2 separate regions of the Homo sapiens genome follow, and region 1 is linked to region 2. The links are chromatin contacts, found by Hi-C or POLR2A ChIA-PET in ENCODE. All regions are on one chromosome and are shown on one strand. The core of a region is the stretch at or near the end of the contact, and the rest is flanking DNA. Distances in the headings are between cores, read along the strand shown.

Evidence for each region. A loop is a pair of places that touch in the nucleus more often than their neighbours do. ChIA-PET counts read pairs that join two places held with the same protein, here RNA polymerase II (POLR2A). Pooled maps may share reads with other maps.
Region 1: a loop to region 2 is called in a pooled map, with 3 times the contacts of the local background. The contact joins two enhancer-like sites. A Hi-C loop is called at or near these places in 1 of 37 single-sample maps with no recorded cell type and 8 of 50 pooled maps. POLR2A ChIA-PET finds 5 or more read pairs at or near these places in 2 of 52 experiments (Panc1 and activated CD4-positive, alpha-beta memory T cell).

Annotation. Positions count from the first base shown.
Region 1 is chr10:4,171,543-4,177,726 of GRCh38, forward strand. LOC105376368 (a long non-coding RNA gene) reads left to right here. Exons shown (of 4, transcript XR_930587.4): 4 at 2,431-2,915. Among named protein-coding and RNA genes, the nearest start is that of LINC00702, 69 kb to the right of the region's middle. Within about 2 kb of position 4,466, at least 2 of the 41 ENCODE cell types and tissues checked have a DNase peak (open chromatin) inside an H3K27ac peak, as active enhancers do.
Region 2 is chr10:3,930,606-3,936,554 of GRCh38, forward strand. It overlaps LINC02660 (long intergenic non-protein coding RNA 2660), which reads left to right. Exons shown (of 3, transcript NR_183984.1): 2 at 2,051-2,367; 3 at 5,074-5,207. Among named protein-coding and RNA genes, the nearest start is that of LINC02660, 22 kb to the left of the region's middle. RefSeq lists enhancers at 4,569-4,758, 4,799-4,848, 4,869-4,918. Within about 2 kb of position 4,631, at least 27 of the 41 ENCODE cell types and tissues checked have a DNase peak (open chromatin) inside an H3K27ac peak, as active enhancers do.

The DNA of each region.
Region 1 (6,184 bases), core at 3,216-5,715, 240 kb after region 2:
TAGATTTCTATACCTTTTTTCTTTTTTAAATCTTTTTTCTCTTCTTGGACCTCTTTTTCTTCTGTATAGCTGTTCTTTCTGGTGTATTTCTTCAACATAAGTTCCAAACATTCTCTTATCTGTTTTATATCATGTTTTTAATTCCTAAGTGCTATTTTTTGGTCTCTGGATATTTCATTTGTATGTAATATAATGCCCATATTCTTGCTTCACAGATGCAATACTTTTTTTATCCCCAAGTATATTAATAATTTTCCTTTGCTTATACTCTTGAAATTTTCTTCTCCTTGCATAATCCTATTTCTTTCAAGTGATTTTCCTTTGCTATTGTTTGCAATTTTGTTTTTGTTTTGGATTCAGTTACTTTCATGTTAGAGTCTTTTCTCAGTTATTAGGTGATTCCTTGTTTTCTGACCATAATTAAATAAATAATTAGCTAAATATTTCCTCACATCCAGGCTTGGATTCTGTTTCTCTGGGTCAGTAGTTACTGTCATACATCTGCTTTGCAGCTTTTAAAAGTGTACTGACAGAATTAGAAAAAAAAATCTTAAAATTCATATGCACTCAAAAAAGAGGCTGAATAGCCAAAGCAACCCTAAGCAAAAAGACCAAAGCTGGAGACATTATATGACCTGACTTTAAATTATACTACAAGGCTATAGTAACTAAAACAGTGTGGCACTGTTATAAAAATAGACACATGGATCAGTGAAACAGAACAGAGAAGCAAGAATGAAGCCACATACCCAACTGATCTTCAACAAAGTCAACAAAAATGTACATTGGGGAAATGACATCCTATTCAATAAATGGTGTAGGGAAAATTAGATAGCCACATGCAGATGAATGAAAGTAGACTCAGACCTCCCATCATATACATAAATTAACTCAAGATAAATTAAAGACTTAAATATCAGTCCTCAAACTACAAAAGTCCCAGGAGACAACCCAGAAAAAACTATTCTGAACATTGGCCTAGGCAAAGAATTTATGACCATGTCTTCAAAAGCAAATACAACAAAACAAAAATAGACAAATAGGACTTAATTAAACTAACCACAGCAAAATAATAGTAATAATAATAATAATAATAATAATAATCAATAGCTAAAACGTAAACCTGCAAAATGAAGAAACATATTTGCAAACTATACATCCAACAAAGGTCTAATCTAATCTCCAGAATTTACAAGGAACTCAACTCCACAAGAAAAAAAGCAAATAACCTAATTAAAAATTGGGCAAAGAATATGAACAGACATTTTTCAAAAGAAGGCATTCATGTAATCAATAAACCTATGAAAAAAAGCTCAACATCACTAATCATCAGAGAAATTCATATTAAAACCAAAAATGTGACACCATCTTACACCAGTTATAAGGGCTATTCTTAAAAATTTCTAAAACCAATGTTGGCAAGAATGTGGAGCAAACAAACCCTTATACACCATTGGTGGGAATGTAAATTAGAATAACCTCTAAGGGAAACAGCATGGAGATTTCTCAAAGAATTAAAAGTAGAACTACATTCATTCCAGCGACTTTACTCCTGGGTATCTACCAAAGGGAAAGAAATCGTTATATCAAAAAGAGAGCTGCCCTCATGTGTTTATTGCAGCACTATTCACAATAGCAAAGATAGGAAATTGACTTAACTGTCCACCATTGGATAACTGGATAAAGAAAATGTGGTGTATATATACCATGGAATACTACTCAGCCATGAAAAGAATGAAATTGTCTTTTGTAGCAACAGGGATGGAACTGGAGGCCATTGTCCTAGGTGAAATAACTTAGAAATAAAGTCAAATACTACATGTTCTCACACTTAAGTGGGAGCTAAACAGTGGGTACACATGCACCTACAGGGTGGAATAATAGACACTGGAGACTCCAAAATGTAGAAGGCTTCGGGAGTGTGAGTTGAAAAATTACCTACTGAGTACAACATACACTATTCGGGTGATGGGTACAATGAAAGCCCAGGCTTCACTGCCGTGCAGTGAAAAATGTCTGTTCATGTCCTTTGCCCAATTTTTAATCAGGTTATTTGCTTTTTTTCTTGTAGAGTTGAGTTACTTGTAGATTCTAGAGATTAGATTGGACCTTTGTTGGATGCATAGCTTCCAAATATGTTTCTCTATTCTTCAGATTTATGTTTTCTCTAAAACTGCAGGTTCATGTTTTCTCTGTGGGTTTATGTTTTGCACAACCACCATGTTTTCTTTTTAAGATTTTTTTTGAAGAAATCTGCACTTGTACCCCTTAAATCTATAAAAATTTCACCATGTTTTTGAAGTGTGCCAATGTTTTTACCTTACGAATTTTTTTTTAAGTGTGATGATGTTTTTACCTTTTGCGTTATCCCTTTCATTACAGGTTTGTGTCTTCAACAAAATCCCTTCATAATTGTTTCTTTTGCTTCAGACGAGAGAAAAAGTCGACACCTGCTTTCCTTCTGCCATCGTCGCTGGGAAGTGTCCTCTTGTCCATCTCCTGTCCAGAGGCGCCTTCCTGCTGTGCCCCCCGGAATATGGCTCTTTCTGATTTTACCAGCCCTTTTCACATCACTGCACCCAGGGGAAACGTCCTCTCCCCAGCCTCCTAAAGTGTGGCCATGCTATCTCCTTCCTGAGACACTTTCCTCTGGAGATTGCCCTGCTGTGATAGCCTAGTCATTGCCATCCCGGACACTCATGGTACCCTGTACCCGAACCAAATCAGAGCACTTTGACACAAGGCAGCCTCCAGGCAGGGGTCACCCTGGGATTGTAAGATCCATGTCACTCCAACAGAGCCTCTTCCTTCCCTCTCACTGGTTTCTGCCAACAGAGGGCGGCCAGGCACCACGCCCATATGCCTTGAATCTGAGCTAACCACCATGTAGGATCTAAGAAAAATATGCTTACCAGATGATGTTGGCCAGGCGCAGTGGCTCACGCCTGTAGTCCCAGCATTTTGGGAGGCCAAAGCCGGCGATCACTTGAGGTCAGGAGTTGGAGACCAGCCTGGCCAACATGGTGAAACCCTCCGTCTACTAAAAAAAAAAAGTGCCGCTTCAAAAAAAAAAAAAAAAAGCCAGGCATAGTGGCATGCTCCTGTAATCCCAGTTGCTGGGGAGGCTGAGGTGGGAGAGTGGCTGGAACCTCGGAGGCGGAGGTTGCGGTGAGCTGAGATCGCACCAGTGCACTCCAGTCTGGGTGACAGAGCGAGACCATCTCAAAACAAAACAAAAAAAAAAAAAAAAGAAGGAGAGATGATGCTGCATGCCTGGTATTGCGATCTCAAAAGAGTGATCATTCTACATACATTCTTAGCAAAACCTTCTGTTTTTTGCAAACCTCAATAAATTATTGTATGTGCGTCATAAACTGCTGTAGAATTTTGTCCAGGCTCAACACCAGAATTTCTCCGTGAAAATCAGGAAAACAGCCAGTCTGTGGCACTTCTTCCTTTCCCAAAGAATCGTCAGTTTCCTGCACACGTGGAGGTTCCCGAGGCAGCACAGGGCCTTGTGTTTCTGGAAACATTGACGTGCAAGCCCTGATCCAGCCCATGTGAACAGGTTAACCTCACCTCTCCCAATTGGGGAGGTTATTCTCTCTGGTGAAGAAGATTTAAAAACCGTGGAACAGAGCAATTTTGTTTTCTGTCTGCCCCATGTCACCTTCACGCCTTGCCCAAAATGATTTTGTCAAAAACCCAGTGAAAACAACAAGTATGTTTTGTTGTGTTTGTGTGTGTGCTGTTAAACTTTCTGACAGGCTTCACGTATTCTGCACTTAAACTTTCTAGAAAATGTTCCTACAAGTCCATGTGCCTTTGAATATGTCCATGGTTAGATTGAATTTATGGAAACCCCGCTTACATACACTGGTATTTTAAAATATATCTCCCCATCCATTCTCTCTCATTTTCGGTTTTTTATATTTTGGATTGTTTTAAGCCTTGTTATTTATAAACTCGTGAGTTAATCTTTCCATTTTTAAGGTGGTAGAACCACTTTCATAGAGAATAATTGCATCATGACAGAAGTTGCTGCTTGCTCAGAAGTGACAGAGCATGAATTTAAAGTTAGGCCTGTCTGACTCCAGAGCTGGCATGTGTAGACGCTGACAACAAAGTGCAGACACATGTGTCCTGTCCCTGTCTTGGTGTGGCTTGGACATTGGGATTATAGCGGGCTGTCAAGGTTGAGAACCACTGGCCTGGAGCAGCTCAGGCCACCTGACAGCTGAGGGTTGGAGGAGGACATCCAAGATTATTCCACAGACCTCCATGTGGGCCTGAGTTGCAACCTTACACCCATAGAAGGTAGGACAGGGAGATGAGGGACCCCAGCCTTGAGAGGAATGAGTGACAACAGCTTCAGCTGGCCCCTGCTCAGCTTCTTCTGTTACCATAGACATGACTTGGGTTTAGAAATAAGTGTCCCCTCAGACTCGAGTTCAGCAGATGGTGTGAGGGAGACAGAGAAATGTGGAATAAGAAGGGGAACAGACAGTGGCCAGGGCTTCAGGCTGCTGCTGGGCCCTAGAACACCAAGTTCGGGTTGTTATTTTGGTGATTCAGAAGCAGAAGTTTCAAAGAGGGAAAGTTAAACCAGTGTGCAGCCAATCAGGATGCTATTCAAAGAACACTTGGTAAACAGCAGTGTCTAGGTTTTCATTGTTCTTCCTCCCACTTGTTTTTAGAAGCTGCAAGACCACACAAATTCTGGGTGGACCAAAGAATTCTTATCCTCAAAGGGAGAGAGAACATTATTGGCTTTGCCAGTTCTTTAGTGCACAGATCAAAGACTCCAAGGACTGCTGGGCGCGGTGGCTCACGCCTGTAATCCCAGCACTTTGGGAGGTCCAGGCGGGCAGATCACTTGAGGTCAGGGATTCGAGACCAGCCTGGCCAACATGGTGAAACCTCATCTCTACTAAAAATACAAGAATTAGTCAGGCATCACTGCATGTGCCTGTAATCGCAGCTACTCGGGAGGTTGAGGCAGGAGAATCACTTGAACCCAGGAGGCGGAGGTTGCAGTGAGCCGAGATTGTGCCATTGTACTCCAGCCTGGGAGACAAAGTGAGACTCCTTCTCTAAAAAAAAAAAAAGACTCCAAGGACAATTGGCATGAGAGGAGATGCAGTGTGGCTAGTTCATTCGTTTCTGAAAAATCACCAGATTAAAGTGAATGGGGAACTGAAATTTTTTTAAAAAAAGAAACTTAAAAAAGATGAATCATGAATTTTTTGTTAAAAATATTTTGATGAAGAAGCCAAACTGGATGAAAAAAAAATAACTGTGTCCTTGACAGTCTAGAAGAAGGTGGCATGAAATGGCCTGCCTGTCTTTGTGTGCATGTGGCTAAGTGCAATACTTGTGTGTACATGTGTGCATTAGTGTGTGCATGTGGCTATGTGCAATACTTGTGTGTACATGTGTGCATGAGTGTGTGCATGTGGCTATGTGCAATACTTGTGTGTACATGTGTGCATGAGTGTGTGCATGTGGCTATGTGCAATTCTTGTGTGTACATGTGTGCATGAGTGTGTGCAAGTGCATATGTGCACATACTTGTGAGTATATGTGTGTACATGTGTAAGTGCACATATTTGTGAGTATATGTGTGGATGTGTGTGTATGTGCATATGTGTATGTGCATATATTTGTGTATATATGTGGATGTGTGAGCATGTGCATATGTGCACATACTTGTGTGTATATGTGTGTACACAAGTGTATGTGCACATATTTGTGTGTATAGGTGCACATGTGCGTGTACATGTGTATGTACACGCACATGTGTGTATATACCTGGAACCAACTGAGCCTGCTGTGACATGTCATCTCTCCAAGAACCACATGCCCAGTGTCCAAAGTCACCCCCACTTAGTCTGGGACAGGGCGGTGCAGACCTACTGTGCTCCTCTAAGATGAAGCGTTCACCAGGTTGGAGAGAAAGCAAGCCAGAGTCAAGATGTTGGGGTCACCTTTCATCATTGTTGGCTAAATACAATTAATCCCCTTTTTAAACCTTCATAATGATTACATATTAATTGTATGGTCATGCTTGTCCCTGTATAAGTATGTTGTTTTCTTTTGGGGGAGAATTCGACCTGAATCTATGGATCTGTGGCCATATTATTTGACATTTTGTCATTTAACACTAAATGTCTCCAGGTTTACT
Region 2 (5,949 bases), core at 3,381-5,880:
CACTACGCCTGGCTAATTTTTGTGCTTTTAGTAGAGAAGAGGTTTTACCATGTTGGCCCGGCTGGTCTCGAACTCCTGACCTCAGGCAATCTGCCCAGCTCGGCCTCCCAAAGTGCTGGGATTACAGGCATGAGCCACTGCACTGGGCCAGTGGATTAATACTTTCATGGGCTAATAGATTAATGGGCTATCATGAGTGGGGAACTGGTGGCTGTGTGAGAAGAGGAAGAGAGACCAGAGCTAACACATTAACACTCTCAAGCCCCTCGCCATGTGATGCAATGCGCCATCTTGGAACTCTGCAGAGAGGGGCTCCACCAAGAAAAAGGCCCTCAACAGATGTGGCCCTTCACATCTTGGACTTCTCAGCCTCCATAACCATAAGAAATACATTTTATTTCTTCTCAATTACCCAGGTCCAGGTATTCTAAGCAACACAAAACAGATGAGGAGAGTAGGTTTTGGGTTCAATTGTGGAGCCCCCAGCAGCATGCCTGGCCCTTTCCTCCAAGCACTCGGAGTCATGCCACTTCACTCGCTCCTCCTGGGCCGGCCGGCTCAGATGAGAGGGAAGATGAACGTCTGTCTTAGCTTTGCCAGGTGGCGATCCTTGAGCTCTTCTTGTGAGAAAGCAGCCAAGAAATAAGACTGAAGCATTCTACATTTAACAGATTGGACCCCTCGTAAATTGTACCACCCAAAGCACAGCTTTCTCCTGTATTTTGTGATATGGAAAGCTGTGTCACATCCTGAGAGTCATTCCCGCAGCCCTGGCTGGACTCGTTCCTGCCTACAACTCTCTCATCCTGTCCGGCATTGGTGCAGGGTGTCTCGAGGCTGAGATTCCATCACTTCCACATCTGTGTCTTCACCCTCTGTCCACAGGCCACGCACCCAGTAAGGGGAAGTGAGGCAGACTGGCTGTGAACCTGGGGATGCCACCAAAACCAGGTAACAGACCAAGTCACCCTTCAGACAGGCAGTAAAGAGCTGGCTCTACTGTGTGCCTTTCCTGCTGTGGGGCACAAATCCCCATGACCTTTGGCAATACCCAGCTTTGCAAATTTAACCATGATAGATAATTTCCCTCTAAAATGCAACAAAGTATAACTGAAAATGTAACTGGCCTCCTCGCATCATTAATGTTCTTATGCAAAAGGAATTAGGTGATTTACAAAGCTCTGAAAATACAGTCCAGCCAGAGCACTTGCCAGAAGCGTTCACAATTCACCGTCGCTTGCTCGTGTGCACATCTTGCCATGCGACACCCAAGCCACACGCAGGAATCACGGTCCATCTCAGGAGCTCATTGTTCAGTTCCTCTGGATGCTCTTCATTCTGTCTAAACTGGAATATTACTATAAGTTTATAGTAGAAAAACGTGATGATTTTATAATAACGAGCTCAATCGTCTCATAGTTGTCCAGTGGTTTCATGGCACCAGGCGGGGCACAGGGACGGGGTGCAGGAGGGGCCCTGCCGGCTGTCACACCTGCCATGCAGGTGGGCTTCACAAACCTCCAGGAGCCTCTTCTCTCCCAGACTTTCGGGGAAGAGCAGCTTCTGGGCTCATGTAGGGCCCTGCACTTTCATTCTGGGGGCACTGACAAATACAAACAGAATTCAGGTGAGTGATACAAAGGAAATGGATAAAGCATTTGGTGGGGAGAGAGGTGTGGAGGCTCCTTTGGTTTGAAAGATTAAGACTCAATCTCACGTCTCCAAGGAGGAGAAATTCTACATGAGAAGTAAACATTGGGAGCGCCAGGCATGGGAGGCCTGTGGCAAGGGCTGGGGGCAGGGGAAGCTGGCGCCAGAGGGGGCCAGAGGGCACCTGGTGTGTTTCAGGGCAGTTGAAGGCGTAAGGTCAGGATGGGCAGGGCATGGGCAGAGGGGAGGGGTGACGGGGGGCATGGGCAGAGGGGAGGGGTGGGGGGGCATGGGCAGAGGGGAGGGTGGGGGGGCATGGGCAGAGGGGAGGGGTGAGGGAGGCCAGAACCGGGCAGGGCCCAGCCTCTGCTTGGGTGTTCATGGGTTCTTTTGTCTGCAGAGCATTAGGAAGACAAGCAGGGCCTTCAGTAGGCATAAGGTGATGAGGTTCATGCCGTTGGATCCCACGGGTGCCCTGGGGAAGAGATGGTTGGGAAGTCTGAGAGGAAGCAGGAGAGCTTTCGGAGCACATGGATGCCGTCCAGAATGGAGATGGTTGTGGCTCGGAAGAAAAAGAAATCACCCAGCTCGGAGTCAGGATACATTTGGAGGTCCAGGCCGCCGAGTTTGCTGGTGGGGAAGATAGGCACCAGAAAGGAAAGAGGACATCCAGGGCAATTTCTTCTGCCCCCCAGCCAATCCGTACATTGTCCAGAGGTAGGAAGAAGTAGCCTCATTTTATGGTCAGGATCCTTGGGGCTCAGATGCGTTAAGTAATTGGTCAAAATCTTGCACAAATCCTGCAAGTACAGAGGTAGAAAATGAATCCAGGTCTTTGATTCCCAAACGTAAGCTCTTTCGCTGTGTCACTTCTCCTCTTCGTTTTCATGCCAGTTCCAAGAATTAACACTGCAGTTAGCTTTCTGTTTCCTTTCCCAAGATGTACTATGTAACAATGAAGAAACCTTAAGAAAAGGATAGCAATGTCTAACATGGATGCAGGGCCAGCCTCATTCTCTGTCAAAGCGACTAGTTCCTACACTCTGGGTTCCAATACAAAGAATGCACATTTATGCAGCAGGAATGGCCCAAGGACCACACATTGCACAGCTCTTGGGAGCAGAGCAGAAAGCTGCGCCAGGCCTATCTGATCAGTCTTCATGGAAAGGGTCGCAGATCCCATTCGGCTTGGAGATTTTGATGAATTTTCCTTTCTGTGGGTTGGATTTAAAATGTAATATTCTTCCCCCAGTTGAAAGTTTAGGACTAAAAGATGGGAAATCTTTTACAAGCTACACTTCTTCCCCACCCTTACTTCCCCTGGAGTTTCCATCAGCAATCATCTGAGTGCCCCATTAACTCCCCAAAACCCAAGGTCTGTTGGTGGTGGAATATTGAGCTGAAGAGCAGACTGTTGTAGAAGTCATCAGTTCTCTCTGATCATAGTGTCCAAACAAAAACATTATGGGGGAAACTGGCCCCATCACTTAATTATCTCCCAACAGGTCCTTCTCAAAACACATGGGAATTATGGGAGCTACAATTCAAGATGATATTTGGGTGAGGACACGGCCAAACTGTATCAAGTCCCCAATTGAGGGCACCTGCTCCCTGTAGATAATGGCATTTCAGATCTACAATGTGGCATTTCCAGACAACTCACTCATTTACGCTGATTGGTGCAAATTTTATTTTAGCCTCCAAACATTTTTCTTCCCCAGTCTGTTAAAAGAAAACAAAACCAAAACACCTCTCTCTCTCTCTCTCTCTCTATTTATAGATAGAAACGCTTACCCATATCATAGCATCAGTATTTTGCTGAAGCCCTGGAGTGTCAGGCACCGTGTTAGGAACTGAATACAAAAATAAGATGTAAACCAGTCCCTCAAGGAATCTATGGGACTGGTAAGATTAGCTAACCGTGCACCTGGAGGGAATATACTTAGAAATAACTGCAAATTCTGCAGAAATGCTGAGGGGTTCCCAAACTCGTTTCTGTGAGGCCTGTTAATTGCTGAGTTGTTTTGTCTCTGGTCTGTGGAACCCCGATAGTGTGCCCTAGGTCTTTAATTTCTTCATCTCTAAAGAATAGTGTCAATGGAGTCATTGCATGTGTTTATTCATACTTCTCAATGTGGAAGAGAACTCTCTAGGGTGTAAAACCCTATCCAGGAAGCACATGACAAGTTGGAATCCTCAATGACATGGCATTGCTATAGTTGCTATCGGAACAATCTTTTCTTTTTTTTCTTTTTTTGAAACAGGGTCTTGCTCTGTCATCCAGGCTGGCGCGATCTCGGCTCACTTTGACCTCTGCCTCCTGGGTTCAAGCGATTCTCCTGTCACAGCCTCCTGAGCAGCTGGGATTACAGGCAGGCACCACCATGCTGAGCTAATTTTTGTATTTTTAGTAGAGACCAGGTTTCGCCATGTTGCCCAGGCTACTCTCGAACTCCTGGCCTCATGTGATCCGCCCACCTCAGCCTCCCAAAGTGCTGGGATTACAGGCGTGAGCCACTGCAACCAGCTGGAACAATCTTGATATTAGGGTGAACAAGTGATTTCATAGCTTTCTCTGAAGGAGGAAACACTGGGAGCATCCACCCGAGAATCAACACTGTGGATCATTCTGGGGAGTTAATAGTTTTGAGATGTGTCCCAAGATAATTGTTAGCTTGAATTACCACGTGGATGGAACCATGCTGATCCTAAGAGCCAGGTAATGGCCAAAGGTGCCATTCAGGTGAAATCCCCAGGTGGAAAATTCTTCCACTTCCAATGATAGAATTCTATTACTCTGCCTATAGTTTGGTGAAACAAGACTTTACAAATAGAGGACAAGATCCATTTTGCCAAGAACAACCATATGGATTTAACTGCTGCTAACAACCGTTAGGAAGGAACATCAATAAAAAGCAAGCCTGTGAGACAACTCCTTCCCCAAGGGGCGCTTGTTACAGAGCGCGGGCCCCAGCAGGCCTGGTCCATCCTCCACATTCTTTCCTCTCTGACTTATTTTTACTTTCTGTTTGAATTGGCTTGGTTTTATTTTGCCCTAAACTGTGTCTGTAGTCATCCCCCGACAGAGTTTTGAGAGTGAAAGTCCGATCTGCCCACGCTTCACAGAACTCAATGCGGAGCCTTCTCAGGAGTCACTTGACGTCAAGGCTGACTTTTAAATTTGCCAAAAAGGCATTCTTTGGGGAGCGGTCGGCACCATCACTTTCCCTCTTTAGAGAGCTGCTACTGGCTGCTGGAATTCAAAACCCACAAATTGCATTTCTAAACTTAATTCGATACATAGATGAGCGGAAAGATCAGACATTGATGCTATTGTTTTCAACCAAGATGTTTTACTATATCATTTATATTTTGTTTTTTTCTTCCCCCAGTTTTTAAACTTTTTGTTTGTTTGTTTTACAGGCCAAGCCTACTGCTGTTAGAAAACATATTTAGAAATCACTTGGTTCTTCCTTGCCTGAACATCATCTATTTAGTTAGCTTGTGTTGTTTAGATGTGCTTCAGATCTCAAAAAAATAAATTATGTTATTTGAAAGCTTGCTCTCTGCTTGTTTACACTATTAATTTAGAGTCCAGAGGAATCTCTAAATTTGCCTCTAGAAACCACATAATCACCTAATAATACCTTTCCTGACTCCACTTTCTGACACAAAGTGACTTTTGAAACGCTTCCATCTTCCCTTTCTATTTAATGTACTGCACTCCACTCTTTTTTCCTTTCGTTTTTTCTACAGTCCGTCATGGAGTATTTGTTTACCAAATGTTACTTTTCTTGGATCCAATCTATTTTTGAAGAGCGCAAAAGCAAACAACTGTTTGAAGCTGTCAAGCTTCATTTTATTTATGCATGAATAACACAAATAACTTGAAAATGACCTAGTCTGTTTTTCTCAGATTTAGATAGAAAAACTGCTTCCGGCCAATGTTTATGCCAATTTGTTCATGCCAAGTTTCCAGTTTCGGTGCCAACCGGTTTTTACAGCCAAGTTGTAAACCTTCGGTAAACATGGCTTATAATGAAAAGTGCAACACAGCCTGAACCCTGGCACCAGGGGACGGATGTAAATTTATTCTAAGAACAAAATTCTAACAGGAACAGGAGGGGAGCTAGGCTGGCTACAAAGTGTTCCCACCGTAATATGGAAAATGTACAGATGATGATATATTTGATTACTAAGATCCCATTAGGCCAATTTAGGCACTTTATGTATTTCCTTTGCTCTGGACGCTGAGTGGTTTCATGCTCAATTTGAAGCAACTGGCTCATTGTCTCAGGG